4 separate regions of the Mus musculus genome follow, and all the other regions are linked to region 3. Evidence: chromatin loops called from intact Hi-C (ENCODE). Cell type or tissue: heart. All regions are shown on one strand.

Region 1 (8,000 bases), 200 kb after region 3:
CAGGAGAAGCTCCCTGGCAAAAACATCTTTTTTTTTTTAAAGATTTATTTATTATTATATTTCAGTACACTGTAGCTGTCTTCAGACACACGAGAAGAGGGCGTCAGATCTCATTACGGATGGTTGTGAGCCACCATGTAGTTGCTGGGATTTGAACTCAGGACCTTCTGAAGAGCAGTCAGTGCTCTTAACTGCTGAGCCATCTCCCCAGCCCCAAAAACATCTTAATATGGCACTCGGGAGACTGAGGCAGGCAGATCTCTGTGAGTTTGAAGCCGACTTGGTGTACACATTAAGTTCCTTGCTAGCTGGGACTACAGTGTGAGATGCTCATTTTGAAAAAAGTCTACAAGGGTATTAAGCTAGCAGAATAGAAGAGCAATATAAAAATTACACATCTGAGCTGGAGAGATGGCTCAGCGGGTAAGAGCACTGACTTTCTCTTCCAGAGGTCCCGAGTTCAATTCCCAGCACCCACATGGTGGCTCACAGCCATCTATAATGAGATCTGATGCCTTCTTCTGGCATGCAGGTATACATGCAGGTAGAGCACTCATACATACTTTTTTTTTTTTTAATTACACTTCTAGACCAGAAATATGGTTGAGTGTGTAAAAGTGTCTGCTGCACAGGCCTGGCAACTTGAATTCTGTCCTTGCACCCCACATAAAGGTAGGACAGTACTGTCTCCACAGGGTTGTCCACCTGAGCCATGACATGTGTGTACCTCCTCATAACAATTTTAGAAAATTAGTAGCCAGATATGCTGGCTCTCACCTTTCACCCCAGCAGCTAGAACTCACAGGACACCGTTGTAAGCAACAGAGATGGATTTCTCAGTTTTGCCTCAGGGGGTAAAAGTGCTCCTGACTGTGTCCACCGGAACCCAGTCACTACGACCCACAAGGTACAAGGAGAGAAGCCAGTCCTGCAAGTGGTTCTGACTACTGCATGAGTCACCTCCCCGCCCCTATACTAAATGGAAGAGCAAATTTTAATGGAAACCTAGGGATGTTTTGCAAATTTTTTTTTTTTGGTGACACACAAAACAGAGGTGTGACAAACTGACCCCATCCTTCAGTAAGATCACTTTACAGAGTGATCTTTACTATTTTTCTATTACAATCATAACATCCTTAACAGAACCCACAGTTGGGAAATGCTCAGTAGATACTTGTTTGAGAAGTGCTTTTCAATAAGCCTAGAGAAGGAAAAGGGCACGGGAACTTCACCAGTTGATGTATCTTTTTTTTTTTTCTTTTGATGTAGCTCCAGCTATCCCAGAACTTACTATGTAGACCAGCCTAGCCTTAAACTCACAGAGAACCATCTGTCTTTGCCTTCTGAGTGCTGGGATTAAAGCTATATATCAGCATGCCTAGCAGATATGGTGAATTTTCTTAGTGTTTATGGTGAGACTGTGATTGATGGAAGATAAGCCAAAACAACCCAGTACTTGTTAAGGCAGAACTTCTCGAACCTGATTGGTATTAGAAAAACACATACCCGGCCATGGTAGTGCACACCTTTCGTCCCAGCACTTAGGAAGCAGAGGCAGGTAGATCTCGGTGAGTTTGAGGCCAGCCTGGTCTACTTAGTGAGTCCCAGGACAGTCACAGCTACATTGTGAAATCCTGTCTGTCTCAAAAACAAAACAGATCTCCAAATCAAGCCGGGGGCGCTAGTGCACAGCTTTAGTCACAACACTAAAGAGGCAGAGGCAGGCAGATCTCCTTGAGTTGGAAGCCAGCCTGGTCTACAGAGTGAGTTCCAGGACAGCCAGGGCTACATGGAGAAACCCTGTCTCAAAAGCAAACAAAAACATAACATAACAAACAAACAAAAACAAGACAAGAAATTATCCCCCCCCCAGAACCCCTTTTTTCTTTATGTGCCCTCCCTCCACAACAGAACGCCGGTCACACACGTCCTCCTGCTCTTCAGCTCACCACGATGATGAACAGGAATAAACTACCGAGACTGGGGTTGTCTAAGAATGACAATTGTCTTTCCACGCTCCTGCCTCTAAAGCACAGGGAAGGAAATGGAAACCGAGGTTGAGGGGAAGGGGATATCACTGTTTTAACTGTCTTGTCCAGGACAAGAGCCACCCACAACATGAACCGGCATTTAGGCACATACTCAATGGCAGGCACACTAAGAGTGCTCGGGGAGCTTGCAGTTTAGTGGGAGACAGGAATAAAACTGTTTAAAAGAGGACTTTACTGTTCTGACCAAAGCTCCAAGGCCGTGGTACCTGGTTACACTTTGAATGAAGTTCATGGCTCCAGGCTGGACTCCAACTCAAGTAGATCTGCCTGCCTCTGCCTCTTTAGTGTTGTGACTAAAGCTGTGCACTAGCCCCCCTGGCTTGAATTGGAGATCTGTTTTGTTTTTGAGACAGGATTTCACTTACATCATTTCCCCCTTCCATTTCCTCTTTCCAGCCTCTCTCATATAGCCCCCAGCTCTCAAATGCTGGCTTTTGTTGTTGTCTTTGTTTTTTTTCGAGACAGGGTTTCTCTTTGTAGCCCTGGCTGCCTGGAACTCACTCTGTAGACCAGGCTGGCCTTGAACTCAGAAATCCAAATCCGCCTGCCTCTGCCTCCCAAGTGCTGGGATTAAAGGTGTGCGCCACCATTGCCCGGCAATGTTGGCTTTCTTAATGTTAGATACACACACGTTTAAATACGTTAAGTACAACCTTCTCAGACTTTTGTTTTATTGTTGTTGTTGTTTTTTTAAGATTTATTTTATGTGAGAACACTATAGTTGGTTTTTAGGCATACCAGAAGAGGGTATCAGATCCCATTACAGATGGTTGTGAGCCACCATGTGGTTGCTGGGAATTGAACTCAGAACCTTTGGAAGAGCAGTCGGTGCTCTTAACCACTGAGCCATCTCTCCAGCCCAACCTTCTTGGTCTTAAGTGTTACTTGTATGCATATGATTTTAGGTCTGACCACTTCGTATTGGATAACCAATTAGGGTGCTGATCCCAGGGAAACCCATTTCTCCCACTCTCGGCATTCCTTAGTTGCCTGTAGTTCTTTATCTAGGCCTGGGTCCCCATGAAATTCACCGCTTCCATGTTAGTGTGTCTATTGGTGTCATACTTGTTCATATCTTATTCAGATAGCCATTTGGTTGAGGTAGTATCATACATGGGTGAAGTTTCCATACCATTTCTAGGAGACACAGTCTCACAACTGATTTCCTGATCCATCTGGTCCTTACTGTCTTTCTGCCCCATCTGTGTGATATTCCCTGAGCTTTGTAGGAACTGTGTTGTGTAGATAGATCCACTGGGTTTGGGCATCCCACAAACACGTTTTCTGCGTTTTGATCGGTTGTGATTTTCTGTAACGGTCTCTTGTTAAAAAGAACACTTTGTCACCCTAACTGGTATAATTTCATTTACACTATATATGTATTATGGCTTTTTCATCATCATTTTGACCTCTCCTCAGTTACACCATGTTCATGATTTTGACAGAGATGTTAGGCTAGCCATAAGCCTTACTAAGGCTCTAGCGAATACTTGCTGAGGCCAGAGAATCAGTGTAAATCATACATGAAAACACTACAAGTTCAACTGGAATGCCTATCAGATGCATGATACAAATGTGGCAGACAGTATGGCTAGGGTATGGTAAGGGAAAGGCCTTACTTAGTTCTGGGTTTGTGCTTATTGGTGGTACCACACATCTTTTTAGCAACAAGGACAAATGAGTTGCCCAGTTAGTAAAAGAATGGAGAAAATAACAAACATGATAGAGTAGAATGGAGTGGACATAAAAGAATTAAGACCACAGAGGGGTCAAAAAAACCACTCATCTGCCAGGTATGGTGGTGCACATCTGAAATCCCAGCACTTGGAAGGCAGAGGTCGGAGAATCTGAGTTCCAAACCAGCCTGGGCTTGACACAGTTCAACTATCTCAAAATCAAACATCCAAAAGAGTTCACAAAGACTAATTTGTTCTGGGAGTGGTGGTACATACCTTAAAACGTGGCAATCAGAGGTTAAAGTAGGCAGATCTCATGAGTTCTAAGTCAGTTTGGTCTCCACATGGATCAGGTCCTGGCCTTCCAAGACTACAAGTGAGACCTGTCTCAAAACAACTTCTAGGGATCTTTCAGAACTAACCAATTAGTGCCCCCTAGTGGATACGCGAGACCAGAGCAGTATTCATTTGTAACAATTTCAGTGTTTCACAATCACTGTTGGGTTCTTCTGTTTTTGAGAGTCTCACTATGTAGCTCTGGCTGTCCTGGAACTATGTAGTCCAGGCTGCCCTGGAATTTAAAGAGATCTACCAGCCTCTGCCTCCCAAGTGCTGGGCTTAAAGGCAAGCATCACATCTCACTTTCTCATTTTTGACGACCAAACCAGATAGCCAGTGGGTAAACACCCATGCTATGGAACATGACAAGGATTTGATCCCCAGAACTTCACAAAGTAGTCCTCTTGACATGTCTCCTGTCCTCTTAACAAAACAGAAAGAAAAACAAGTCCTCATACTGTCTAGTTCAGATCTATAAGCAATTAGTTCTCTTGCCGTGAGGTTAGTCCTATGTCAATCACCACACTCAAGCTCCTATTATTCTAATACTGAATTGTAGACTGCTTCCTGTTAACCAGCCTCTGCAGAAGTATCCAGAGATCATATATTTTAGCTTTATCTCAAGAAAGGGACTTAAACAAGAGGTAGTACAATGGTTAAATGCAAAAATACACTGGTTAACACTCTTGTTAACACAAGAAACATGAGAGGCAGCCGGGCGTGGTGACACACACCTTTAAGCCAAAAAAGGAAGAAGGAAGGAAGGAAGGAAGGAAGGAAGGAAGGAAGGAAGGAAGGAAGGAAGGAAGGAAGGAAGGAAGGAAAGGAAGAAAGGAAGAAAGAAAGGAAGAAAGGAAGAAAGAAAAAGAAAGAAAGAAAGAAAGAAAGAAAGAAAGAAAGAAAGAAAGAAAGAAAGAAAGAAAGAAAGAAAGGAAAGAAAAAACAAAAGAGGCTTTAGAGCCTCATGGAACAGCTTGGTTCTCAAGGGGATGAGACCAAGTCATCAGCAGAACTAGCAATGGCAGGATGGATATCCTGAGGCTGGAGTACATCCTGGGTTAGAGTAATGGTTCAGTGGTTAAGAGCAGTGACTGCTCTTCCAGAATACCCAGATCTGGTTTCCAGCCCTTACCAGCTCCACAAATTCTTACATCTCTTTTTGGCCTCCACAGGATGGGCAAATACAGTATGGTACACACAGGCACAACTCACTAATAAAATCAATAGTCTCTTCTTGACAACACAAGTCTTACGTTAGGTAATATAGTACCCAAGATTTTAGTCAGAACTTACAATATAAAACTGTAACCCCCCTCCCGGCCTGCAATTTAGACAAGCAATTCCACCTTCAATTTCCACCTCTGGAGTGCTAAGATTAAAGGTGACAGTAAGCCTGCTCACAGGGGGGTCATAAGTTGTCCTTGTTTTGCATGAGTCCATCTTGAGACATCAGGGTTAATAAGACCCAAATTTAGAAATTAGTCCATTTGCACTCACCTGAGCAGTTTTCAGTTGTCTCGCTATATAGCCCTGCCCGCCCTGTAACTATGTAGACCAGGATGGCCTCAAACTCAAGAGATCCGCCTGCCTGTATCCCAGCACTGCTACAACGGCCACTCTTGAGGGCCGTTTTTTTTCTGCTCAAGATCAATCAATCATCCTCAACTGAATACATTATAGTTAGCTCTACCTTCTACCTTAATGTACAAATGTAACCCTCTCTCAAACACCAATCCTCCCCCCATACTAAAAAACATCCAAAGGGCCAATTTTTTCATAAAACAACTTTATTCATGACACATTATTTAAAAAAAAAAATCCCATCCCCTGGAAATGAGTTAAAAAAAAACAAAAAAACAAAAGCCACCCCCACCACCCTGTTCCCACTTCCTCCCATTCCCTCCAAATAAAAGGGAAAAAAAAGGTAAAGAAAAAAACAAAACAAAACAAAACCACCTGAAAAACAAAAACACCCCCAAACTCCCCAAAACAAAGTAGTGCATTTCCCCAAGGGTAAGGGGAATTTACACTGGAGCCGCTGGGAGCGAGATCTTCCGGCTACAGAAACCTGCAAAGAAAGACACTCAAAACAGAAAAAGAAACACAAAAGGAAACAAAATAGATCACCAGGCAAACTGGAGGGGCAGGGAGCCGGAGGAAAGAGGTGTAGGGTGGGCGGAGACCTGGTAGGACAGGAGCAGGCAGGCGGGGACTGCAAAAGGCAGGGAGAAGACGAGGGAAGGGAACAAGCTGAACAGTTTGGTGTCCTTCCAGAGAGCCCTGGGTAAAAAAAAGCCCTCCTACCACCCGAGCCCACCTACCCCTGAGCAGGCCCAGAGAGGATGGAGGGGGGCAGGGAAACAGGGAGCAGCTTGCACAGTTGAGATGTGTCCATGGCGAATCCCCAGAGGGACTCTGTAGCCCCTGCCCCGCGCCCTGGGCCTCCCCTACTCCCAGAGCAGGTCCCTCCTCAGTTAGTTATAGGATTCTCCCCCCTTCCACAGTATATCTTTTTTTTTTTTTTAAATATTTTTTTTCCATCAAGGTCATCTTCTGTTTTTCTTTTTTTTTTTTAATTCTTTTTTTTTTCCTTCTTTCCTCTTTTTTTCCTCTCTCTCCTCCTAATACACACTTTTTTTAGTAAGGGGAATACCATGATGTCGCTCTAGCCCGGCCCCTGGAAGAAAGAAGGAGAGTTAGGTGTTAACAGGGTTACTAAAGAGTTCAGTGCAAGACCCTCCCCATGGGCCCGCAACTGCCCCAGTGACTGAAGGGAGCACCTCAAAAGTGAGGCCTCAATCCAGGAATAACACAAATGGCAAACTGGGGGGCCTTGACATGGGAAACAGGGCAAGGAAATATCCATCTAAGATACTGAGGGACAAGAAAAAGGATCCATTGTTTGTCCAGTGCTCCACAGCACTTAAACCCTATCTGCTAAAAAGGCAGGGTTTATCTTAATGTGGGACTGAAATGCAAGGACAGAAGTAAATGAAGCCCAGCCACACTCTGGAGCCACTAGGCCCCATCAGACAGCTGACCTTGGGAACAGTCCTCCCACGCAGCTGTGGGAGGACCAGCCAGGAGCTGGATCCTTCCACACATGGGAAAAATAACCAAGTCCAAACAGTGCTCTCCCTACCCTGAGGCCTCCTCACAGCTCAGGGCAAATAAACTCTCACTGCCACCAACTCCCAAAAGAAGGCTGAGGGAGGAAACGTCTCAGAACAAATCCACCCTCATCAGTTTCTGTTCAAGAAAACCCAGAACTGGCCTGCCACTATTTCCTTACTCTGCACAAGCAGGACCAAGTCCCTGCAACCAAAGGGAGGACAAGGGAGTAAGGGTCCTCAGGTGAGGAGAGAACGAAGCCTAAGGGCTCATGGGAGGCGGGGAAGAGGAGCAGCCCATCTATCCTGACCTGTAGATTCGACCCCGGGGCCTGCTGTTAAAACCACTGTAGAATCGAGATCGGGAGCTGTTGTAGTTGGTAGTCCGGGCACGGTATCGGGAGCGCGGGAAACCCCGGTCTGTTGTGCTGATGCCTGGTCTGTTGGTTCGTTTGGGAATCACCTGAAAAGGACAGAGAACACAAAGGCTTGGAGTCAAGCCAGAGACTCTGTACAGGACGGATAGCCAGGGCACTATGCTTACCTTGATTTGTCTTCCTCTGAACAGGGACTCATCTAAGGCCAGGGACGTCCTCACTGACTCTTTGTCCGAGAACTCTATATATGCAAACCTGGAAAGAATAATCTGGCCATTTTATCAGACTTTACAAAGAGCTTACAGGTTAAACCCAACTTGTAATACAGTTAACTGGAAGTATAGTATGCTAACATTTTAAAAACTTCTAAACATTATTGAGTATAATGAACAGTTTATAATCCCAGCTTCTCAGTAGGCTGAGACAGGGGAACCTAAGTTCATGGTC
Region 2 (8,000 bases), 74 kb after region 3:
GGCTCCTTGGGAAGGGTGGGGGAGGGGAGCCAATGCAGCTGCAGCAGAGACCAATATCTTCCCCTCCCCTCCCCCATTAGACAGATTCCATACTGCAGTAGCCTACCCCTCCCCCTCCAACTGCAGTCCTCCACAGCCCACCCTTTCCTCCGTCCCTTCACACAGCTCCCCCACCTCTCACCCTCCTCTCTCTCTCTCTCTCTCTCTCTCTCTCTCTCTCTCTCTCTCTCTCTCTCTCTCTCATTCCCTATACTGCTCTCTTCTTTCTACTCTGGTCTTCATGTAACATAGCCTTATCCCAGCAGGAATAACCCTAAATACTCACATCTTAAATGTCCCAAAGCCCAGGCCTTTCCTACCCTTCACTGGCCGAGCTCAACCTGTCCACATCCAACACCCCACAGAAGGCATCTAGCACATTTTGGCATTTCCTGGATCCCACTGAAAGGGACCGATCTCCTCTCCATTTTTATTTTAATGTGACTTCCTTTATCACATCCTTAAATATAATGGCTATCAAATTTGCTTGTGTCTAGGGGGTGCCGGGGCCTCAGGACTCAGCGACTACTGCCACCTATTGACCCAAATTTGTTCAAGATGGACCTTTAATACACTTCTTACAGGGCATCAATAGCTTAAACATGCAAAGGCATGGCTCTTGGGGTTTCTCTGAGACCCTCTGAACAATGAGATCAAAGAAACACAAAAGCAGGACTGGGCAGAGAGCCAGCGTCGCGATGCCTGTCTGCATGCACAGGCTACGGTAAGATGGCCAAGGAACAACACAACCTAAGTCTCCTCCAGGACCTGTGAGAAAAGTAGGGGACAGAATTTTCCCCAAGCAATGGTAAAGATCTTGTGCAGACTAGGTTTAGTCCTGGGCAAAGGGTAGTTAGTGTCTCCCTAATACCTCATCACAGTAGCCTTGGATGAATCTGGCATTTACGGAGCAAACAGACCTCAGGGACATTCCAGACTGTGTTATCTCTAGCTCAGTCTGCACCAGTCAAGTGGAGATGACAGAGGAACTGCATGCTGAAGGAGGACAGGTCTACCCACACCATTGTAAGGGTATGTGTGTGTGTGTGTGTGTGTGTGTGTGTGTGTGTGTTTCATACCCCGAGGCAGAGCAATGAGGGCATTTGAGCTCTCCACGGTGCTGAAACCCGGTCAGCTGCAACCAGGTCGCTGCTCCTTACACTGCCCCAAACCTTCATCAACAAACCCTAACTAACAACACAAAGACTTGGAGGAAAAAATAAAAAATAAAAAAACAAAAAAACAAAAACAAAACCCAGGATTTTGTCAAAGTCTCTTCCCGACTCCCTAAAATGAAAAAAACTGAGGCGGAAGCTAAAGCTTGTCAGGTTTAAAGAAAAAGAAAAGAAAAAGAAAAGAATTGAGCCTGAACAGAAACACAGAACAAAGGTAAGCAACAGAACAGGCCTAAGCCTTGCAATCCTGATCTTAAATTCTGTTGCTCTGCTGTGCTAACCGTGGCTTGCAAACCAACACTTGGAGGACTAAAGGTTCTCCAGGCTCCTTGGAGAGTTAGGGAAAAGAGTTTAATAGTAAGGAACTCTAAGGTGCCTCACCCCTACCTCAATAAGAGTAACCCTATTTCAACTTGTTTCACATCAACAACCTCCCTAAAACTCTGTCAAACAATATAATCTATTAATGATGCTGATATAAATAACCTCAGAAAAACACTTGTAGTTGTTGGAAGTCTTTTTCTAGTACTGCCAAAAAGCCAAAAAAAAAAAAAAAAAAACCAACCAAACAAACGAACAAAAACCCCACATCCTGGAACTGAAGACTCAGATTAACTACAAGGCCCACAATGACAGAAATTTGTTCTGGTTACTGATATACCAAGACCCAGAGTATGGACTGTAGTCTCTGAAGGCAAGGCCTCTAAAAAAGATGGGGCAGGAAGTAAGCTCACATCTTAATAAATTAGGAGCAGCAGCCAAGCATGATGGTAGCTGCCTGTAACCCTGGCACTTAGGAGGTGGAGGCAGGAGATCAAGAGCTCAAGGACAATTCCTAACAAATTCAAGACCAGCCTAGACCATCTTGAGATCCTGTTCCAAAGGAGTAAACCAGAAACAAATGCAATAATCTAAACCATAACATGAATGTGATGGTTCTAACCAAGACATTTTTATTTATTTATCCTTACCCTATGGCACTAGGGATTATACCAGGGCCATGTCTCTCTCTCTCTCTCTCTCTCTCTCTCTCTCTCTCTGTGTGTGTGTGTGTGTGTGTGTGTGTGTGTGTGTAAGCAGAGCTATATCCCCAACACTAAGATGAAGCCAGGCTCTAGCTGTTTCCCAGGCTGCCTTTGAACTTGCTCTGTAGTGCAGACAGGCCACACGCTTGTGTTCCTCCTGCCTCTGCCTCCTTCCTGAGAGGCTAGCCTCAGGCATGTGCCACCACATCTAGCTCTCAGAGCATGCCTTAGCTCACTTGTCTAGGTTGTTCAGCTGGAAAGGCACGTGCTCTAATCTGCCCTTAGAGCTCTTTGCTTAGACTCACTTGAGGTCTTGGGGCACACAGGATCCCTCAGATTTATCGGGAACTAAGATGCCCCAGAAGCAAGCGCATCCTGGGGTAATCCACAAAAACCGAAGACTCCTTGATACAGAAGTAATCTTAAGAGATTCAGATATGGGGCTGGAGAGATGGCTCAGCGGTTAAGAGCACTAACTGTTCTTTCAAAGAACCTGAGTATATCCCAGTAACCACATGGTGGCTCACAACCACCTGTAATGAGATCTGGTGCCCTCTTCTGGGGTGTCTGAAGACAGCTACAGTGTATTCACATACGTTAAATTATATATATATGTTTTTAATTGTGTTTGCATGTGCAGGTGTGCGTGCCAGAGCCTACAGCATGGGTGCTCTGCTCTACACTGTCCCTCACACTGCACCTGGAGCTGAGCTGGCAGCCACAAGCCTCACCCATCCTGTCTCTGTTAGCCACAATGCTGGGAGGAGGTTATAGGTGTGTATAGCCATGCCTGACTTATTTATATTACTCTTTTCAAATTTTGTGGGGAGGGGACATAGGCATGTGACATCTAAAGGACATTTTCAGGAGTCAGTTCCCTCCTGGGTCCCAGGGATGAAACTCAGGTTGTCCAGCACCTTTACCTGCTAAGCCTTCATGCCAGACCCTACTTCGTGACTTTTCATGTGAGTATTGGGTACCAGAACTCAAGTTCATGCTCATAGGCAGGTACTCTTACCCAATGAGGTGTGGCCCCTGGATTCAAGCACACTTGTGTTTCTAGCTGAGGAAGAGTAAAGGACAAAAATATTAAATGATTTCACCATGACCACAGTTAGTAGAGCAACCATAAGTCTAGTGTTCCAACTTCTACCAGGCTGTAGTTGGCTGATTCTTATACCAATCAGAATGACCAGTAGAACTCCGAAATCAGTCCATGGGGCATGGGGAGGGTGGGTTTATAGAGACGCTCACCAACAGAGGTTACTCTCTGCAGAGAGCTCAGATGTGGATCCTGGCTTGGGTCTGGCTCCAGCTCCTGGAGGGTGCCCACTCTCCGAGCTGTCACACTAGGGACTCTGTGCCCTGCTTGAGGACAGCTGTACAGTTTTTTAATTTTTTCAAAGATTTATTATTATACATAAGTACGCTGTAGCTGACTTCAGACTCACCAGCAGAGGACATCAGATCTCATTATGGGTGGTTATGAACCACCATGTGGTTGCTGGGATTTGAACTCAGAACCTTCAGAAGAGAAAGCAGTGCTCTTACCCGCTGAGCCATCTCACCAGCCCTACACAGTTTTTAAAAGGGCTGGATTCATTGACCCAGGTAAACTGAGGTCTCATGGAGGAGTGGCAGAGAAGCCCCACGTCGTCATGCCTACACCGACTCTCCGCCTGTCACTTCAGCTGCTCTTCACAAATCCTTCCCAGGACTGAGCACAGATCAGCTCTTACGAGCAGGACATTAGAAGAGATGAGTCCAGAAAAGTGGGGCAGAACCAACCTACCTAGCTTTTAGTTTATCAAGCGACCACAAGTTTCCTGAGCCACTAATGCCACCTGGTGGCCAAGCTGGACAGGTCAACAAACGCTGAAACCAATGTGATTTTATTTTATTTTCTAAACTCCTGCAGGGAGCTGGGGCCAGGGAGGCAGATTACTTCATCCTGCCTCTATTTTGTAAAATAATCATTTCCCAATTTCTAGGAAAAATATATTACCAAAGGAAACAGCAAACCAAGCTTCTCTAAGTCTCCCAAAACATCGTCTTCCCTTTCCGCATCCTTTTGTTGAATACAGCCCACGCGCCCGGCAATTCCAACCATACAATGTATGGCAAAAAATGTCTTTCACTCGTAAACAAAATTAATTTTATTATTTAGTAAAGCACTTTCCACATTTCCAAGGCAAACGCCTACACACAGTGAAGTTAGAAGCATCCCAGGATGACCAAAAGTACACGTGTAAGCGCACCACATCACCAGCGCCTCCGAAAACCTGAAACAGAAGGGAGCCAAGAGTGAGGCAGAGAAGGGCTCTAGGAGGTGTGCTCTGAGGCCGGGGTGTGTGTGTGTGGGTGTGTGTGTGTGTGTGTGCTCTGAGGCCGGGGTGTGTGTGTGTGTGTGTGTGCTCTGAGGCCGGGGTGTGTGTGTGTGTGTGTGTGTGCTCTGAGGCCGGGGTGTGTGTGTGTGTGTGTGTGTGTGTGTGTGTGTGTGTGTGTGTGTGCTCTCTGAGGCCGGGGTGTGTGTGTGTGTGTGCTCTGAGGCAGCACTCTCTGTCCTAGGACTCACAGGAGCATGAGCAGTTAGAGAGCCATCTCCTCGGGTGATGTTTTTATACTTCTATTTACAGACAGTTGAAATGTGAGTTGTGGGGCCACAGAAATATAATGCAGAGACTGCCTTGTGAGAGACAATGATTTCAAGCTTGAGAAAGAAAAAAAGAAAAGAAAAAAAGAAAAAAAGAAAAAAAGCCAACCTAAAGAGATTAGTGACTATCATGGAAGGGACAGACAAGACCTGAGACAAGTTCCTGAGAGATGGCATGCCAACTCAGACTTCCCGTGGCACCTAACGCCTACTGGGTCACTGACCTTTCTTCTTCCGGCCTTTTTTAGGTAGCTTCTTCCTCTTTTTAACAGGATTCTGGTCCTGCAGACAACAGAAGCGAGGAATAGTCCCGCATTCTAAGCACCAGCACCCTTGCCCGGGCTTTCTATATGAAGCCCACGTGTGGCTAACAACATGGCGGCTCCTGCTACCACCGTACCTTACTCTTACCTCATCGAGATGAGCAGTGCCCCCTGTCAGAGCACTGATGTCACTGAAGTGTGTGAGGGAATGAAGCTGGGAGCTCATGGCGCTCGCTCGCCTTCGCAGTCCTTTCTCTCGCTTGCTAACACTTAAGCGCACCATCATGCTCTCTTCATAGTTGACCCTGCCGGAAAAAGAGTTTGCAGAGGTTCAGACAAGGATAGGGAGACAATACCCTGAACCCAGACCCAGCACTTCTTCTTAACCTAGACCCAGCACTTCTTCTTAACCTAGACCCAGCACTTCTTCTTAACCTAGACCCAGCACTTCTTCTTCTCATCCAGAGTCCCCAGGATGCGCACACATCAATACCATTCTTAGCTAAGGATGTGTGAGGATGTTCGGTCGCCAACTTCCTCACTAAAATGCTCTCTGCTGGGATCCCCTCTCTGCTAGGGATTGATCTACGGTCCAAACACAACAACAGTGTTTATAGGAGAGAGTTCTCACGGTCCGCTCCGTGGAACAGGCCTCCTGATGGGCTCTTCTGTAAAACCATCAGCCATAAAAGCTGCACCTAGCAACACTAACCAGCTAGTTTCAGGCTAGTTGTTTGTCTACCGTTCTACCACGCGTATAATGACTGCAGCACCGTACAGAACCTGTCTTTACCGCTTTCTACCCAAAGTAAGACCTGTGACGTTGATGGGGAAAGGCCGCCTACTAAAGCCCCACATGAAGAACTGATGATATTTTCCTTTACATAGAGTTTACTTGAGCCTCAGTAGGTAGAAAAAACAAAAACAAATGAACAAAAATAAACAAAACAAAACAAAATAAAACAAACTGTTTTCCTCTAGCTCTTATCTGTTCTTCAACCTCACCAATGTAAAAGCGCCACCCAAGCGTCTCTCTCCACCTTCTGTATCACGCTGGTTTTCCTGGGCCACACGTAATCGTGCTCACACACAGCGCGAGGACAGCGCTCTATAGATTTGAGAGAATTTCTAAATGCAAGAGCTCAGACCTGTGCTGATCCTCCTGACTCTGGCGAGTGACGTGAGGGTGTCGAGCGTCCCGGATTTCCTCTGGGGCGTCTGAGTACTGCTCCTTCAGCTCCCGGATGACAGAGCTGCTCAGCGCCCGCCTCTTGGCTTTCTCCAGGCGCTTCTGCTCCCGCTCAGCCTCAGTCTCATCTGTGTGATGAAAATCCACGTGAGTTACTCTGGAACAGGCAAAAGAGAACAGAAACAAAACTCCCACCCAGGAGGGACAGCCACAACTCCTACCGTAATGTACTGGAACCAAGCGTGGCGGGACGTATTTCTTAGCTGAGCCTTTTGCCGATTTCTTCCCCGAGGCCTCAGACTGGCCCTCTTCTGCTTCACTTTCCTCCTCATCCTCAGAGCTCAACTACAAAAGAAAGTGATTCCTGCAAGCTCAGGAAGCTTTAGGGGACAGGTGAGCAAAGCACCCAGAGCTGGAGCACCACAAGAAGATGGAGCCATGAACCAGGGAAGGAAGCCTCACGTCGGGTGAAGCATTTCCAGCCACAAGCTGGAGCGGGCCCTGCAGGTCAGGGTCAGCACAGCACAGGGCTAATTTCTGGCGGACACAAGCCTTACCTTGCTCACCATGTTGCTGGGATGAGGCTTAAAACGGAGCGGGTCATTCTCACCTGAAACAGGAAATCCAAGTTTACAAGATTTGAACTCTACAGTGACCCCACAACTTTAGGACGGCTCTCCCACTTACTGAGGCTGCCTGTCACTGCCGTCTTGACCAGTTTGTCAATTTGATACTTCAGTTTTTGGTCCAAAGGACGAAGTTTTTCTAAAACCTACAATGTGATAATTTAAAAGGATTACATTTTCTTTCCTAAATCAGGCACACACCAGCATCCATGTGTTGTTTCAGATAAGGCAACTAAAACATTCACAAAGTAGAGCAATTGTGGACGAAAACATCTCCTTACTTAAAAAGGAGACCATTCACTCCCATAAGAACCCTGAAGTGCACGCCTTAGAAACTAAGACTCATACCGTGCGAATCTCCACCAGCCTCAAAACTGCAGGGTGTCCCTGCAGAGATGCTCCAGAGGCCTTGTCCAGGATGAGGTGGCTCAGATCCATAAGGTACATGAGCAACAGCTGGTCTTTCACTTCCAAGAAGCTCAGACCCTGAGTTAAAACAGTAAGAGATAGTCTTCGTTTTAGCCAAAGAATCAGAAGGGGCAGCTAAGGCTCCTTACCAGGTTATGTCTTTCCCAACTAGCCCATGTTCCACGAGTCACCCTTTCCCTGGTGTACCCACAATGCAAATGCTACCAGTCACTTAGCAGCCACCCCAGGTCAACTGTCACAGTTATCAAGGAGCTTTTGTTCCAGGAAAGCCCTATTTTCCATCCCCAACATATACATGAGAGTAGTGACGAAAAGCAGCCCAAGGGCATAAAATGTGGAAAGACAGCTAAACCCTGGAGCTGTGCAGAAGACTAAAGACCACAGAGAAACACGCACAGCACAGTCTCGGACATCCACAGGAGGTCGTGAGATGCGTTCCCATGGATACGAGCTGGGTCTTGAGAAGCATCCAAAAGTCGCTCAAAGACTAAGAGTGTTGCAGTCTCCGAGCTTCTGACATCCGAGTGCACAGGACTCTGTGACCGTGGACCACCCTGCCATTGTACATGTCAGCAGCACCACTGGGCTAGTCTCACTGACA
Region 3 (8,000 bases):
AGGCATTCTGTTGGCTGCGGAGAGGTAAGTGACAAATGGCTTCGAGTCAGAGGCTGCGGCCTGGGGAGGGGCAGTGACAGCACTGATGAGCCATGTCCCCTAGGTTTGCTCCCAGCAAGCGATGGCACATAGACACCATCCTGCACGTGCTGACCACGGTAAGAGGGGGCCAGGCAGGGAGTCGGGCAGGAGTTGGCAGAACGCTGACTTGGCCACATCCACCCCTCTCCAGGCAGGAGCCCATGTGAGGGATGACGCAGTGGCCAACCTGACCCAGCTGATTGGAGAGGCCGAGGAGCTGCATACCTACTCTGTGCGCCGTCTCTACAGTGCCTTAGCAGAGGATATCTCCCAGGTATCACTCCTGTCTCCCTAGGTCCAGCTGGCCAGCCTTCTCAAATTTGAATGCTTTTCCCCACATGCGGAATTGACAGAAGATGGCCAAAGACCAAGCCCACCTTTACTTAAGCTTCTGTCCTGCCCCTGGTGACTACAGGCTGCATCTCCAGATAAATAATTTTTATTTCCTTTAGGCTCCATGTCCTCAACTTTCTAGAATGCCTACCTCTCAGGCTGTCTTTGAGATCACATGAGATATATTAAGTTTGGCACATACAGTCATTTATATTATTACCTTCAGTGTCCAGTGGACTAACAGGGGCCACCCTAAGATATCCATAACTCCCTTTGTCAACTTAAGTAGAGTAAGTAGAAACCATCCCTGTTTTCTTATGAGAGCCTCTCAGGGCTCTGTCATGTGGTCAAGCCATGTAGTTCTGGTACTCGCCCACCAGAGGGCATTAGTAGCCAAAAATGCTAAGATGGAGCCTGCTACCAAACTTAAATTTCCCTCCTCTACCCTGCCAACCCAACCTTCTTTGCCCTGCAGTAAAGAGACATCGTAGGGTTTAGAAGAGGGGACCTCACCCCCTGCCCCAACCCCAAGACCAGCCCCTCAGTGTCTCATCTCCCATCCAGCAACCACTGGTTCAGGTGGCAGCCTGGTGCATTGGCGAGTATGGGGACCTCCTGCTGGAAGGTAACTGTGAGGAGACGGAGCCTTTTCAGGTGAGACCTGAGGAGTGAGTGATACCCTGGGGAGGATTCTCCAGGACAGACATGACCTATTGTCCACACCTGAAGGTGGAAGAAGAGGACGTGCTAGCACTGCTGGAAAAGGTGCTGCAGTCCCATATGTCCCTGCCAGCCACTCGGGGCTACGCCATCACAGCCCTCATGAAGCTGAGCACCCGACTCCGGGGAGACAACAAGTAAGAAGGGAGCTCCCGTCCCTTTAAAGATGTCATTTCCGCCAGGCCTACTAAGTCCCCAGGCACGCATCCCTCTCCCCGCCTAGCCTTAGGAATCTGCTTTTGAGCCACATATATCAGGGGTCTCCTTACTCTGTGAGGCCTCTCCCTTCCCTCTCATCCTGGAGTGGAAGAGCAGGCCGACCGCCACTGCCTCTCACAGGCCACACGGTGGCCCAGTCGTATTCGCCAGGTGGTGTCCATCTACGGGAGCTGTGTGGACTTAGAGCTGCAACAGCGGGCTGTGGAGTATAACACACTCTTCCAGAAGTACGACCACATGAGGTGTGTCCTGAGGCCTGCAGGTAGAACTTCAGACTCTCTACTCCCAGGGCGCTCTTCAGAGCCTCTCTTGGGGGGGGGGGGGGGAACGACTCACCTCCCATCCATAGTGGATGGCAAGCTGGTTTCCCATCCTCATCTGTTGTCGGAAGACCAGCAACTGGCTTCCTGTCTTAGGAAGCCAGGACGGCACTTGTGACCCTGTGTGCCACCGCCCTGTGTCCTTGGTCTTCTTCCCAAATGCTTCTGTGAGAGCATGTGCTTCATACAGGAACCCTTGCGTTCCATCCCTTCAGAGCCGCCATCCTAGAAAAGATGCCTCTTGTAGAGCGTGGTGACCCCCACGTTAAAGAGGGAGGGAAGGAGAAGCAAACGGAAGCCCAGCCCTTGGAAGTGACAGCCCCTGCCCCCACAGAACCCCAGGTGAGGAGGTGGGAGGACCTGGGTAGAGAAGACTTATGTGGGTGTTCACACCCTGCCGTGACCTCCTGCCCTTTTTCCCAGGCCACCAAACTCTTAGATCTACTGGATCTCCTGGGTGACACTTCAGAGCCTCTCTCTTCTGGGCATGCCCAGCATCTTCCTCCTCAGACTCCTTCCCCAGGGGAAGCCTTAATTCATCTCCTTGACCTTCCCTGTACACCGCCACCCCCAGGTAGGCCTCAGCTAAGGGAGAAACATTATAGAAGTGGGGTGGAAATGGGTCTTTTCTCTCTCTGAGCCAAGGATAGGGACACCCATCTCAGTAGGCAAAGGTCCATGGCGGTCCCATCTTTAATGTACTTGTACTTCTCACCCCAGTCTGCAGGCCTGTTTCCACTCCAGCCTGCACTATCACTTCCCACTGCCCACTCTATTGGTCTCTTCAACTCCCCAAAGCCTTCCACCTCAAACCCTTAACATTTCACGTTCTTTACCCAACACCAAAAGGACTGCTACTAGCGGATACTACTCACTCTTCAGCTAAATGCCATCTGTCTACCCTCTCCTGTTTAACTTGGTTCATCACGGCCATGATTATCTTGTATTTCGTTCGATGTTTCTCTTTCCCCAACTAGATGGCCAGCCCAAGCCTTAGCTTGTCTACTTTTATCATTAGATCCGGGGCAGCTGCAGGGTCAAGACTGGCTCACTCCATTTTTACTGGCTGAGTGGCTGGGTGTTTTATCTTAAGCCCATGCACTGAGCTGCCTCTCTCCCTTCTCCAGCTCCCATCCCCAGTGTCAGAGTGTTTGAGCGTGAGGGCCTACAGCTGGATCTTTCTTTCATGCGGCCCTTGGAGACCCCTGCTTTGCTCTTAGTCACTGCCACCACCACCAACTCCTCAAAGGAGGATGTTACCCACTTCGTTTGCCAGGCAGCTGTGCCCAAGGTTTGAAAACAGTGGGGTTTAGCCAGGTGTGATAGTTGGTGCCTGTAATTGTAGAACTTAGAAACCTGAGGCAGGGGGACTCATTGTTTGAGGCCAACCTGCCTTAACATAGTGACTTTGAAGCCAATTTGAGCTACACTGTTTCAATAAAAGAAAAAAAAAAAAATAGCATTCAGAGGTAGCCAGGGAATTTCAGGAGAAGAGGCCAGAAAGAAATGGAGGAGGGTGGGAGGCAGAGTATAATGGGAAAGGAGTGATTGTGTTATTGGGGTGTTATCCAAAAATGTTTGGGAGCCACGGGATGTGGAGGACTGCCTGAGCCCAGGGGCCTTACAATGCTCTGCCCAAATCTCCCATGTTCAGAGTTTCCAGCTGCAGTTACAGGCCCCCAGTGGGAACACAATTCCAGCTCAGGGTGGTCTTCCCATCACCCAGGTCTTCAGAATCCTCAATCCTAACCAGGTGAGTTGTCAGACGCTGCGGGTAAGAGGGACGAAGCAATAGGAGACCTGACCCTGGTCTCTGCTTGCCTGTTTTTAGGCACCTTTGCGACTTAAGCTGCGCCTCACCTACAACCACTCTGGCCAGCCAGTACAGGAGATCTTTGAGGTGGATAACTTGCCTGTGGAGACGTGGCAGTAACCGACTGTGGTCAGTGTCTGGCCTGGGTGTCTCCAGGCTCCTGGTGTTCAAGGAACGGAAATAAAGACCCACGTAAATGGCGAAGTAAACTTTATTTAAAGGCAAACTGAGCGTACAAATTAGAAGTGCTCTGTAAACGGGTGATGACCACAGTCTTAAGAGCCCAGGGCAGTCACCCGGTGTTCCTTTAATAAAGTCTCAGGGAACGAAGGTGTTAGCTGTGAAGTGGCATAATTTGAGTGATTCTCTGTTTTCATTGACAGGCTTGGATTCTGTCAGCCTTTCTTCTCTGTGCGTAACCCTTCCCATGATGCAGCTGACTTTAATCATAAGCTAACTCATTCTGCACAGGCATAGGACGGTCCATAGGGAGTTCTCCTCAAAAGGTCACCCAAAGATCACAGGTTACCCCAAACCCGTTTAGGCCTAATCAGCTCCCTACTTTGGGGTATGTCCTAAAGTGTTTGAATAAAACTGTCCACAGAAGGGGAGTTTTGATGGCTGCTGGGGAAAGAGAGATTTACTGTCTGAAGTGGGCTCTAAGTGCTACTCGATACAGGCGGGGTCCTGGCTGCACTGTTAGAAGAATGTGTGTGCATGGTGCGTGCAGCTGAGGGTCCTAAGATGCCAAGTGGCAGTGAGATGAGAGGTGTGCATAGCTCAAACCAAGTGGAGTTCCAGGCTGCTAACCTGTTCCCTAAGCTTGCCTGCCTCATAACTGCCTCGGCTCCTCTCAAATCTTTCTGCACCCTCAGCTTGGGACACAACCCTGAGGGCCACCAGCAGGTGGCACTCAGACCCTATATTTGTCAAGGCAATATAGAGAGCCTGCCTCCTCCCCAACAAATAAAGTCTATGAAGCGTGAGAAGGGAAGAGAGGCCTGTTTTGACCTAGTTGAGAGAAAAAAAAATGTGTTAAGAGCAAGGGTGGTGCCTTCTCCACAGGAAGTATGACTTCCTGAAACCCTAGGAACCGGTCTCAACAATGACCATTTTCTTTCTACCCCTCTCTGGGTTGGAGAGCAAATGTTCTCTCTAAACTGCCACACTGAGCACTCTACCCTCCCGGCACAGCAGCAGGCCCTGAATTTCTAGATCCCTTAAGGAGTTCCTAACCTTTTCCCCACCTTCTTGCTCTTCCCTACACCCCAGGGCAGGGAAATCCCCGCTGTTTCCCCTCATCTCTAACTCAGCTGTAAGGCGGCTTCAGAGCCTCTGGCAGAATCAATGGCATCGACCAAGGGAGGGGGGGGTGGCAAGGGATTTTCCTGTGCTTAACTACTGATCACGGCTAAGTGGAAATCCTATAAACACGAGCGGAAATCAATGGAGGCTGCTTAGCGGCCAGGGGAGAGGGGCGGCCCACAGATTGCATCTGACGGATGAGGGAAGCAGCCAGGGAGGGCTCCAGGAAGGATAGCTCAGAGTGGGCGAAAGACCAGGCAGAGCTGGAGGGGAAAGTGGCTCCGTTGTAAGGGAAAGGAGCACCGTGGGTCCGGATGTGAATGGCGGCTTCAGAGTTACCTTCCCTTTTGGAAAGTGAACGCTGTTGTCAGGATGCTGAGTCCCCTGTGGCCTCACCAGAACTGGCTGCTTCTAGCAGGCGCTGATAGTCCAGAGGCCTGAAGCGCTGTAGGTATACCATGAGCTTGGCTGGTGCCTCCTCCTGTGCTGGCACTCCTGCGGGCAAGAGGACAATGAGGAAAGAAGCAGGTGGAGCCCTCGGACATGCTTCGGTTCTGTTCCCTGCCTACCCAGCCAGGACTCCAAAGTCTGCAAGGCAGTACTAAAAATCCAGAGGCCATCAGGGCAGTTTCTCCAACCCACCCATTCCCTGCAGAAGTGAAAACCTCCCTGCAAAAACCCACTCGGGTTGTGTGGCTGGAAAGCCACCCAAGCGCCTCTCCTCCAGCAATGAGAAATGGTAGAGAAGCATCCTGTGCCACGGAGACAGGGGAGCCAACTCACTTCATTTATTACCGCTTTCTCCCAATCAAGATTCAAGCCCATCTAGGCAAGCCAAAGCTCATTAGCTTGGTAATGGAGCACAGGCAGCGGAGTACAGAAGATAACCAAGTGCTATGGGAAACAGAGGAAAGCAGGGGCTGTGGAGTGGCGAGTGGCGTTCACAGAACCTCAACTCTAACGGCCTGATGCACACATCGCTAATGGACAGCAGCCTGCTGACCCACAGCAGGGAAACTCCACGGGTGGTCTCCAAGGAGGCTCAGCCCTCCAGGGCTGTCAGGCCCAGTGCAGTGCACAATCTCAGAAGTGTGCAGATGAGCTATTTCAGAACTAGGCATGGAAACAGAAACATCTGACAAAGAGTTCACCACTGCCCCCGCCCCCCATACCAGTGTCATGCTCAGCCAAAAGCATGGACAACGAGGTGTGGCTACCTACACCTGTAATGCCACAAGCTTAAGGCCTTTCCTGGGCTACATAGAAGACCACAGAAAGAGCCAAGGGAATAATAACCATGTAGGAAGTTGAAAGAGAAAAGAGAAGTTTGTGGGAAGGATCAAAGCAGAGACCTAATAAATAGAACTAGGAGAATTAAGTGATAACCAGGATGAAGATTGGGAACCGGGAAGAATAAAATCCAAATTAGCTACTAAAGAATTGGAAAGGATTCTTATCAAAGTGTAAACAAATTAGATTTTCAAGAAAATCTCTACAAAAAACAAAAAACAAAAGCACATAATTAAAAGGTGCCACATGCCTTTAATCCCAGCACTTGGGAAGCAGAGGCAGGCGGGTTTCTGAGTTCGAGGCCAGCCTGATCTACAGAGTGAGTTCCAGGACAGCCAGGGCTACACAGAGAAACCCTGACTCGAAAAAACAAAACAAAACAAAAAACCAATTTTCCTTACAAAAATGATTTCCCTCCACTCCTCTATGGCTCAGTAAGGACCTGCAGTGAGGTTAAGTGAGAAAAAAGGACAGCCCAAAGGGCCTGCCTGTCTTCCTCACCCACCATGTTCCTGAGCATAGAAGGGCCTGCCTCCCTCCCCCACCATGCTGCGCACACAAAGACCTGTCTCCCTCACCAAGCATGCTACTGACGGTGATGATCTTCTCTAGGGCAGCCGGGACTTCAGCCTTCTCGTGCACCATGGCCTCTACCTCACCCACAGCATAGCCGAAGTCCGCTGAATCCAAGTCTATTGTGAGCTGAGGCTCCTGTCCATGGGCTCCAGATAAGGCCAGCTTCCAGGAGCTTCGCGTAGTAATAAAACTAGCCACCTCCTGCAGCTTCAGCGAGCCCAGGACAGCAGCCACACCTGCAGGCTTCTGCTCCCCAGACCCGAGCAGTTCAAAGAGCTGGGCCACAATCGCAGCTTCCGATGTGACTTCCACATACTCATTGTGAGGTCCTGAGACACCTGTTACTCCAGGACATTTGAGCTCCCATCCACTACCTTCTCGTTGTCGCAGCCAGTGGTCAGACAGCATAAGGCTTAACTCAGAGGTATCATAGTATGTGTCTCGGAAGGTGACCCGGTGCTCCAGGGTGGCCCCCAACTCCTGCAGCCTTTCCTCCGTGTCAGGCCCTGGAGCGAACTTTCGCTCCACTTCAATCAAGCCCTGGGCCATATTAACCTGCAACCCTGTTTGCCAGGTATTCACTGAGTGCTCAAGGTGAGGACTAGTCAGCAAAGACGGACTAGTCCTGGATCAATTTAAGATGCATATACACTGTCCCAGAGCTCTGCTCCAGGTTCACAGGGCTCTACTTGGAGGTCTCTGCGGGCTGCAACAATGGTGACAAGTCTCCAGTTAAATCCTACTACTGATAACCCAAAAGGCTCCCTAGCAAACAGGCCGTAATGCTGATGACCTATCTTCTCGCTACACCTTGCTACCCAAGGCCAGTGATTCACTGCCCAGGATGATCTGCCATTCTTCGCCTAGCACCAAACAGCGGTACCTCGGGACACTCTTCAAGACCCCAGGGTCTCCTTCTCCCGGGACCCGGAAGTGGGGGAAGGGTGCCCACGCTACACCCGCGAGGAATGCCGGGAGCGGTCTCCGGCTCCGGACCTTAGTCCAGGCTCTTTACGCGCGAGACCGGTCCCAGCACTAGCGGCCATATTAGACCGGTGTGGCGGTGCCGATGACAAGCTAGGCCTGAGAGGTCTGTTAGGTTACGTGCGACCCAACCCGGTGGGCAAGAGAAGAGAGAGCTTCCTCTTGCCCGCTGTTCATCCTGCATTTTTCCTGGAGCCCAGGAATCGGCCAAGATCTCGAGCCTTAGCGTGAGCCTGGCATCCTGGGCCTGGTGCATGATGGGAGATGTAGTTTCCAAAGGACCACCTCACCTTTCCTGCCCACCGATCACTAAGGAAATCAGAATTAGTTTCAGCAAGCGGGACTCTACCTCAAGCTCT
Region 4 (8,000 bases), 260 kb after region 3:
GTGCACAAACGCAGGAGACAGTTGGAAAGGCCTAAGCTCTCACCGTGAACGAACCCTGAGGCTATACAAATGGAAGACCTCAAAGAACAGTTGTCAATTAGATGACTAAGTGCCAAAGTATGCAAGTCATGTGACATATAAAGAAAAGACTATGGCACATATAAAGAAAAAATAATCCAGCACTGAATTTTACAAAGATCTAAACACCCTTTTAAAATACATTTAAAGAAGGCAAGTAAATTATGTCTAAAGCACCAAAAATGGCTTGGTGAACTGTTCAGCCCTTAAGAATATTTGCTTCGCTACACAAACCTGAGGGCCTAAATGCCTGGGTCTGATCCAAAGAACCCATGAGAGAGAAAGAGAGAAAGAGAGAACTGGCTCCCAACCGTTGTCCTCTGCCTGCCACATGTGTGCTCTAGCACTAGAGTCCCTTCTGCCCCACTCCTCCCTTATATTAACATGCTAAAAGAAAGGATGAGAATAGTGCTTTATCCAATCAAGAAAGAAAATTATACAAGAAAGAACTAGTACTGTGGAGGTAGGGGAGGAGGGATGGCTCAGCTAGTAAAGGGCTTGCTATGTAAACTTGAGGACCTGGGTTTGGAACCCCAGGACCCATCCCAGGCATGGCATTGTAGTGTGAGCTTGTAACCCTGTCACTGGAGGGGACGAGAGATAGTTGGATCCCTAGGATTTTGAACCAGGCAGTCTAGCAGAAATGGCAAGCTTAAATGAGAGACCTTGTCTAACAAATTAAAATGGAGCTGCACAAGGTTCAGGAAACACTAAGGAAGATGGAATGAAAAAATCTAAGACCCTGAGAGTGGGGAGGACATGCTGTTGTGTTGCATTTATCAACTTCCAACAGCAATGGTTACCTGAACAGGATGATACCTGTAAACAACTCCACTATGGACAGGGAGTGGGAAGGACTAGGAAACGTCATCCCAGCTGAGGAGTTCTTGGCAATTGAAGGGGCATTATTTTTCTTTGGGGATATGGCAGGTAGGTTGCCTATGTTCATATTGGCAGGGCTAATTGGACCCAGTGGATTATATGTATTTTTTAAAGATTTATTATTATACATAAATACACTGTAGCTCTCTTCAGAAATACCAGAAGAGGGCATCAGATCTCATTATGGGTGTTTGTGAGCCACCATGTGGTTGCTGGGATTTGAACTCAGGACCTTTGGAAGAGCAGTCAGTGCTCTTATCTGCTGAGTCATCTCATCAGCTTGGTTATATGTATTTTTAAAAAGAACATGAAAGTGGGAGGAAGGAGTGAGGTGATTGAGGGTAGATACATATGTATGATCAAGATACACAAGTATTTTCATAAGTAGGAAATTATCAAATAAATTTTTAAAAATTTGGGCATGGTAGTGAATACTTTGATCACAGTGCTGGGGAGGCAGAGGCAGGTGGATCTTTGGAGTTTGAGGCCAGTCTGGTCTATAGAGTATGTTCCAGGATACATAGTAAAACCCTGTTTCAAAAAAAAAAAAAAGGAGGAGGAAGAAAGAAAGAGAGAGGGGAAGAAAAGGAAGGAAGGAAGGAAGGAAGGAAGGAAGGAAGGAAGGAAGGAAGGAAGGAAGGAAGGAAGGAATTAAGGTGACTGGGCTGGTAAGATGGCTCAATGGGTAAAGCACTTGGTACCAACTCTGATGATTGGAGTCAAATCCCCAGAACCCACATGGTAGAAGGAGAGAACCAGTTCTCAAAAGTTGTCCTTTGGGGGCTGGTGAGATGGCTCAGTGGGTAAGAGCACCCGACTGTTCTTCCGAAGGTCCAGAGTTCAAATCCCAGCAACCACATGGTGGCTCACAGCCATCTGTAACAAGATCTGACTCCCTCTTCTGGAGTGTCTGAAGACAGCCACAGTGTACTTACATATAATAAATAAGTAAATCTTTAAAAAAAAAAAAGTTGTCCTTTGACTTCTACACGGACACTGTGGCTCATTTGTACCCACATACATATACACACTAAATAAATTAGTAAACGTAATTAAAACATTTTCCTTGGGGGCAGGTGTTGAGACAGAGTCTTTCTATGTATCTTTGGTTATCCTGGAATTCTATGTAGATCAGGCTGGCCTGGAACTCAGAAATCAACCTGCCTCTGCCTCAAAGTGCTGGGATTAAAGGTGTGTGCTAGCATACCCAGCTAATAATCATGTTTTAAAGTGAGGCGGGTAGTAATTGAGGAAGATATCCAAAGTTAACCTCTGGACTACATAAAAGACAAAAATCCACTTTACTGGTGATCAAGTCATGGCTTTATGTCACCTATGCATTCTACCAGCTGGGCCACGTGCCCTCTCCCTGGCAAAGAGTCTTAAAAGTAGCAAGAGAGAAGTCACTCATCACAAATAATACTCAGCAAGATTAGCGTTGACTTTCTCATCAGACACACCAGGGACTAGAGAACACTCCAAGTTCCCAAAGATTATCAACCAGAAGGAAACTTATATCCAATAATACGATCTTTCAAAACTGAAGGAGGAATTAAAATATTCCTATATAAACAAAAATTTAGACAGTGAACTTATCACTCTCAAACTTGCCTTATAAGAAATACTAAATGGAGTCTTTCAGGCTGAAATGAAAGGACACTAATTAGTAACTCAAATGCAGAAAAGGTAATTATATAGGTAAATACAACAAAAGACAGTTTAAGTGCATTTTTCTTGGTAGCTTCTCCCCATCAGATTTAAAAGACAATTGTATAATGCAGTAACTTAAAATTTGTGTTGCTGAGTATATAATTTAACAAAACTATGACATTTTGGTAAGTATTGATGTTAAATGTGGTACTAACTTAAACCAGGTTTTTATAAATTATGTTAGCTGTAATCTCAAAACAGTTTTGAATATGGTAAAGGACATAATGAGATCTAAAGTGCTACACTAGAAAACAATCAACTTAACACAAAGGAAGGCAGTAATAAAGGAATTAACAACAAAATGATGACATTTATAAAAGAAATAGCAAAATGGCAGTTTTTTCTTATTAGCAATTAGAGCAATTATAAATGTGTTAAAGTTTCCAATTAAAAAGCAGAAAATCAGAGCTAATGCTACGTAAGCTGGAGACCCAGATCCAACCCCTAGAAACCACCTAAGGGAGGAAGAGAACCAGCTCCACAAAGTTGTCTTCTTACGTCCACATAGATGCCATGGTTTGGTATGCAGTCATGTGTACACATACTAAGTTAGAAGAAAAATTTACATAAAATCAAAACAAGCTGGGAATAGAGCACAGTGGTAGACATTTGCTGAGTATGCATTTGATCTCCAGCACTGATTGAAAAGAAGAAAAAAATGAAGGAAAGCAGAAAGCAAGCAAGGAAAGAGAGAAGGGAGGAAGGAAAGAAGAAAAAGACTGTGAATTTATCTCAGTGGGAGTATGCTTGAGTCCCCAGATTCAATCCCCAGCCCATTATACACAGGGCCTTCCATGAAGAAAGCAAACAAGAAAACCCTAGTGGCTGCACTAGTAACAGACAAAACAAGACTTTAAAAACATTGTTACTACAAACAAAGCCCATGTTTTACCTTTAATGCAGAGTAAGAAAACAAGCAAACACCTTTCAGGTTATAAGCTGCTACTTTATGTGCTAGTGAGATGGCTGAGTAGTAAAGCACTTGCTCAAACCGAATGGCCTGAGTTTGATCCCTGGAACCCACACAAACGTGGACGGAGAGAAGTGACTCCACAGTTTTTCCTGACCTTCACATGTGTGTCATGGTGCAGGAAAGCAGAAATAAATCACATCGTACAGAAGACATTCAGTTTGTTAGCTTTCCTTTTAGACTTAATTTCTACTGCCATCTTGTGGCAATTTTGAAAATTCAAACTGCTTAAGTTATTCTGATCAGAGGTTTTTGGGTTTTTTTGTTTTTGTTTTTGTTTTTTTTTAAGTAGAGGTAGAGAAAGATAGAGACAGAGAGAGGTAGAGAGGTAGAAGGATGGGGGAGGGGGAGGGGGAGGGGGAGTGGGGGAGGGAGAGGGAGAGAGGGAGAGGGAGACTGAGAGACTGTTGTGCTATGGTACACATGTGAAGACCAGAAAACTTTTTAGTTGTTTCTCTCCTTCCATCTTTTTAAAAATTATTTATTTATTTTTATTTTATGGGCATTGGTCTTTTTGCCTGCATGTATGTCTGTGTGAAGATGTTGGTTGCCCTGGAACAGGAGTTACAGACAGTTGTGAGCTGCCATGTGGGTGCTGGGAATTGAATCTGGATCCTCTGGAAGAACAGCCAGTGCTCTTAACCACTGAGCCATCTCTCCATCTTTCTGTTTGTTGGGGGAACCAGACTTGGATTAGAAGGCTGTTACCCACTGAGCCATGCCTTTGATCAGGTTTTCAATGGCTATCGTCAACTTTTTATTTTCTCCCTCCCTGTTTCAGAAAAAACAAAAAACAAAAAACATTACTTGAAAAACTGTAATCCATGGTTGACTACCTGGAATCATTTTCTTTTCAGGAAAAAATTAAAACAGCATTATATTATGCATAGGACACTAGAAATTTCTGGTATCTGGCAGAACATACAGACTTCAGATACTTCCCCTACCCTCTCTCACCAGTGTAAGAGTCTCCAGGAGTGCTCCTTACGTGCAGACCTCTGCTTCCCTGACAGAAAAATAATGACCATTAATGACTCTACCCTGGTTTTCTATATTCCCAGCTCCCCATTGTTTCTCAGTAACAATTCATTCACACATGTATTATTCTCTCACATTGTGTGAATTGGTCTTAAGAGGGACCTATGCTCTTTTACTTCAAAAATGCCTGTGGCAGATACTGTGCATTCAATTCTTGAACACTTACACTACAGTCACCACTGTTAATTCTGTGTCATTTTCTAATATTGAGTATCCAAAATAGGCTCCATATGGCATGAAAAGATGTGCCAAAACCAATATAAATGTAAGATTATTGAATTACAGCCTTGCTTTTAGTAAGCATTAGAAACCTTAATATAGAAAAATAATATGATCATTACTTACCTGTTCCACGTGACCCATGCCAGCCACTGTGTAAGGGATGGACTCCATAGAAGAAGAGCGACTACATAAAATGAGACAAAACAAGAATGCAAACAAAACAAAAACAAACACAAAAATGGGTGTTACATTGACTTGGCAGTAATTCTCTTCAGTTCCACTTCGAGCCACCTCATTCATCTTCCAACTTTGTTAACAGTTACAATGTTCAATAATAGGCTTTCTACTCACCTGACTACTTGGCTGCTATGGTGGGAACTGGGTCGTGGAGCAACTGAAAGAGCACAAAGTGTAGGGAAAATTGCCGTTAGTATATACTCTGCCTCATCTGGCTAATTTGCTTTGAGCGGTTATCTGGCTATATCATGTAAAGTTAGCAAAATCATGTTATAGTCTCTGAGGAAAAAAACAACTTCCATATGAGGAAAAGATATTTACTCGTCTCACACAGATATCTGGAAAGAATTAGTTTTTGTTTTTCACCTGACTGTGATGGGGAAGTAATACCCACGGGTCGAGGTGTGGTTAACCTACAAGAAAACAAAAAGAAGGCAGCTTTGATCGCATGGATCAGAATTAGAGGTCACACTAGAGAGTCAATCAGTCATTGATTATAAAAACAGTAGCTTTGAAGCTGGAGAAAAGGCTGAGTGGTTAGAGCAGGGACCCCAGTTCATTTCTGAGCATCTATGTCTAGAAAAGAAAGAAAGAATGGAACAGCAGCTTCTCCTCTAAGCATAGAGTACTTCCTCCACTGCAGTAAAGCCATTGCCACAGCATTCAGAAGTCAAGGGACCTTGTGAGGCCCCTTTACTCTCCATTTCCCCAGTGGAACCTTCCTCTACTTTCTCATAGACTAATTCTGGAGTCTTTTCTTTCTTCCTTCTTACACTAGCATCTTACCAAATTTCTCAACTTTACATCTACTCATTCATTCATTCATTCATTCATTCATCCATCCATTCATCCATTCATCCAGCCAGCTAGCTAGCCATTCAACAAACATATCTATGTTCTATACCTTAAGACTAAAACAATTAGCTATGAGTGATTCACAGGCTACTAAGAGAGAAGGTAAGACTCAGGCCTGGATAGATACCATCCAGTGGTAGAGTGCTTCCTTAGTAAGCCTTGAGATTTGACTTGCCAGGACCACAAAGGAAAAACCAAGCAAATCCAAGCACAACAATGGTTGTGTATTATAATGCATATATAAAAATAAAAAAATTGAAATACTGATAGTAACCTCTGTAACTTCAGGAGTGCTATGTCTTTTTAATACATTCACCATTAAAAATATTTAGTAGTTGGTAGGGCACAGACTGTCTGTCTGCTGTTGTGCACAGTCACAGTACTTAGTAGTATTGCTGAATGAATATTTATTGAATGAACAAATTCCAACTCCATTTGATAAAGTCATTATGGAGAAAGTAATATATGTTGGATTCTTGAAGGATTAGTAGAAATGTATAAGACAATAATCAAGGGTGGGCATTACAATCAATATTTCACTTCAGAGCTGAGCATGGTGGCACATGTAATTCTAGTTACTTAGGACGCTGAGTCAAGATCACTAGTTCAAAACCAAACTAGGTAACTTTGTGAGGCTGTTTAGTAAAAAGAGGACTGGAAGGGTGGGGTGAGGAGCCATGGTGGTATGTACCTTTAATCCCAGCACTCCAGATCTCCATAAGTTCCAGGATGGCTAGGGCTACATAGTGAGAGTCCCCTCTCCATAAAATAGGGGGTGCTCTTGAGTACACTAGCTCAGTGGCAAAGTACTTGCAAGACCCTAGCCCCCAGTACCACAAAAAATAAGACAAAAATATTTCACTTCTGTCAGAGACTCAGGAAAGTAAATGATCAATTCATTAACCATTTTATCCATCATGGAGTCACACAACTAGGAATCAAGAAAAACTAGCCAAAAGCTTCCCAACAGAAGAAAATGGCTAAGGGTTAAGAAGAGAGAAATGCCAGATATCATAAATTGTTCATTACATACAGTACACATGTGGCATATCATCATATACTTATATACAATTATAAAACTGGAAATGTTTTGGAGAACAAATCAGAAGATTTCAAGATAGAGGGCTAGTGTGTTAGAAACCCACCTGCTTCCATAGTAGCAGCTTGGAGATCCCTGTAGGTGGAAAATGAAGTAAGGGAAGCTATAATTAAGGGTTCTAATTAGTACATTTTAGACTGATTTGTTAGATAATTTACCTGCAAACTCCCTTAGCTAAGGCTGCCAACAGAAGGACAAAAAACTGTTTCCTTAGAAAATTATTAGCTTTGAGAGAATAAAAATTTCGTTTCTTTTTGTAAACTCATACCGGGGAGCTAGGCATACAGCACATACATGTAGTCTCAGTACTGAGGAAGGGAGGCAAGAAACTCAGGAGTCCAGGCTAGCCAGCTCAGTAAGAGGGCTCAGTTGGGAAAAACGCCTGCTAGACCTGACTGCATTGATCTCTCATTCCTACCGTGGAAAGAGAAACTGCTTCCTTAAAGGTACCCTCTGACAGACAACTGCACTCATGCACACATCACATACACATCATACATCTTACACACATACATACACCAGCAATAATATTAAACAGGCCTTGAAAAAAAGAGTTCAAAGCTGAGGGTATTCTAGACTCAATCTCAAACAAACAAACAAGGAAAAGATCTTGAGGTATTCTGGACTTCTTCAAAAGAAATGTTAAGGTGAAATACATTTCTTAATGAGGGATTCTCATCAGTAATAGCACGACTCGCTGACATCTCAGAATGGTCAAAATGTGCTAACTATTGATGCTTTCAACCCTCCAAAGTCTTCTATATCCTTCTGGGAAGCACTGTTCTATGTAGCCATCTAGAAAGGGACAAGGTAGCAAGTAAAATAATAATGAAGAGTCTCCTTCAACTGGGGATGGTGATAGGGTGGTAGTCCTGGACCACAGGAGACTGGGACAGAGGATTCTGAGTC

The links. Peaks named below come from ENCODE experiments on the same cell type or tissue, not always from the same donor. Only the 100,000 strongest peaks of a DNase experiment are listed, where the experiment ranks them.
Region 1: a loop joins it to region 3, with 3 times the contacts of the local background. A loop is called at or near these places in 18 of 42 quality-filtered maps.
Region 2: it touches region 3 in a loop (5-fold over the local background); 26 of 42 quality-filtered maps call a loop at or near these places.
Region 4: it touches region 3 in a loop (4-fold over the local background); 5 of 42 quality-filtered maps call a loop at or near these places.

The regions. Positions count from the first base shown.
Region 1 is chr14:54,896,760-54,904,759 of GRCm38, reverse strand. It overlaps Pabpn1 (poly(A) binding protein, nuclear 1), which reads right to left. Exons shown (of 7, transcript NM_019402.2): 5 at 7,721-7,808; 6 at 7,488-7,639; 7 at 5,833-6,743. The coding sequence ends at 6,704. Among named protein-coding and RNA genes, the nearest start is that of Pabpn1, 6.6 kb to the right of the region's middle. In heart, a CTCF peak has its summit at 4,177 (motif pointing left); a DNase peak (open chromatin) is centred at 4,249; H3K27ac peaks cover 443 bases.
Region 2 is chr14:55,020,510-55,028,509 of GRCm38, reverse strand. It overlaps Ngdn (neuroguidin, EIF4E binding protein), which reads right to left. Exons shown (of 11, transcript NM_026890.2): 4 at 7,319-7,456; 5 at 7,032-7,116; 6 at 6,902-6,954; 7 at 6,566-6,689; 8 at 6,304-6,472; 9 at 5,304-5,460; 10 at 5,117-5,174; 11 at 4,372-4,521. The coding sequence ends at 4,502. Among named protein-coding and RNA genes, the nearest start is that of Ngdn, 9.1 kb to the right of the region's middle. In heart, CTCF peaks have their summits at 568 (motif pointing left), 2,796 (motif pointing left) and 4,088 (motif pointing left); no DNase peak of the experiment used is centred here; H3K27ac peaks cover 126 bases.
Region 3 is chr14:55,094,666-55,102,665 of GRCm38, reverse strand. It overlaps Thtpa (thiamine triphosphatase), which reads right to left and starts at 7,882. Exons shown (of 2, transcript NM_153083.5): 1 at 6,660-7,882; 2 at 3,671-5,286. The coding sequence starts at 7,206. The coding sequence ends at 5,159. It overlaps Ap1g2 (adaptor protein complex AP-1, gamma 2 subunit), which reads left to right. Exons shown (of 22, transcript NM_007455.5): 12 at 1-24; 13 at 104-158; 14 at 233-355; 15 at 979-1,068; 16 at 1,144-1,271; 17 at 1,491-1,595; 18 at 1,889-2,015; 19 at 2,097-2,247; 20 at 2,801-2,964; 21 at 3,328-3,426; 22 at 3,505-3,831. The coding sequence ends at 3,606. In heart, CTCF peaks have their summits at 792 (motif pointing right) and 4,379 (motif pointing right); DNase peaks (open chromatin) are centred at 925, 4,335 and 7,715; H3K4me3 peaks cover 1,734 bases; H3K27ac peaks cover 2,312 bases; H3K27me3 peaks cover 327 bases.
Region 4 is chr14:54,839,433-54,847,432 of GRCm38, reverse strand. It overlaps Rnf212b (ring finger protein 212B), which reads right to left. Exons shown (of 15, transcript NM_001370899.1): 7 at 7,138-7,166; 8 at 5,504-5,550; 9 at 5,252-5,294; 10 at 5,024-5,084; 11 at 4,598-4,646. Among named protein-coding and RNA genes, the nearest start is that of Homez, 21 kb to the left of the region's middle. In heart, a CTCF peak has its summit at 3,833 (motif pointing left); no DNase peak of the experiment used is centred here; H3K27me3 peaks cover 261 bases.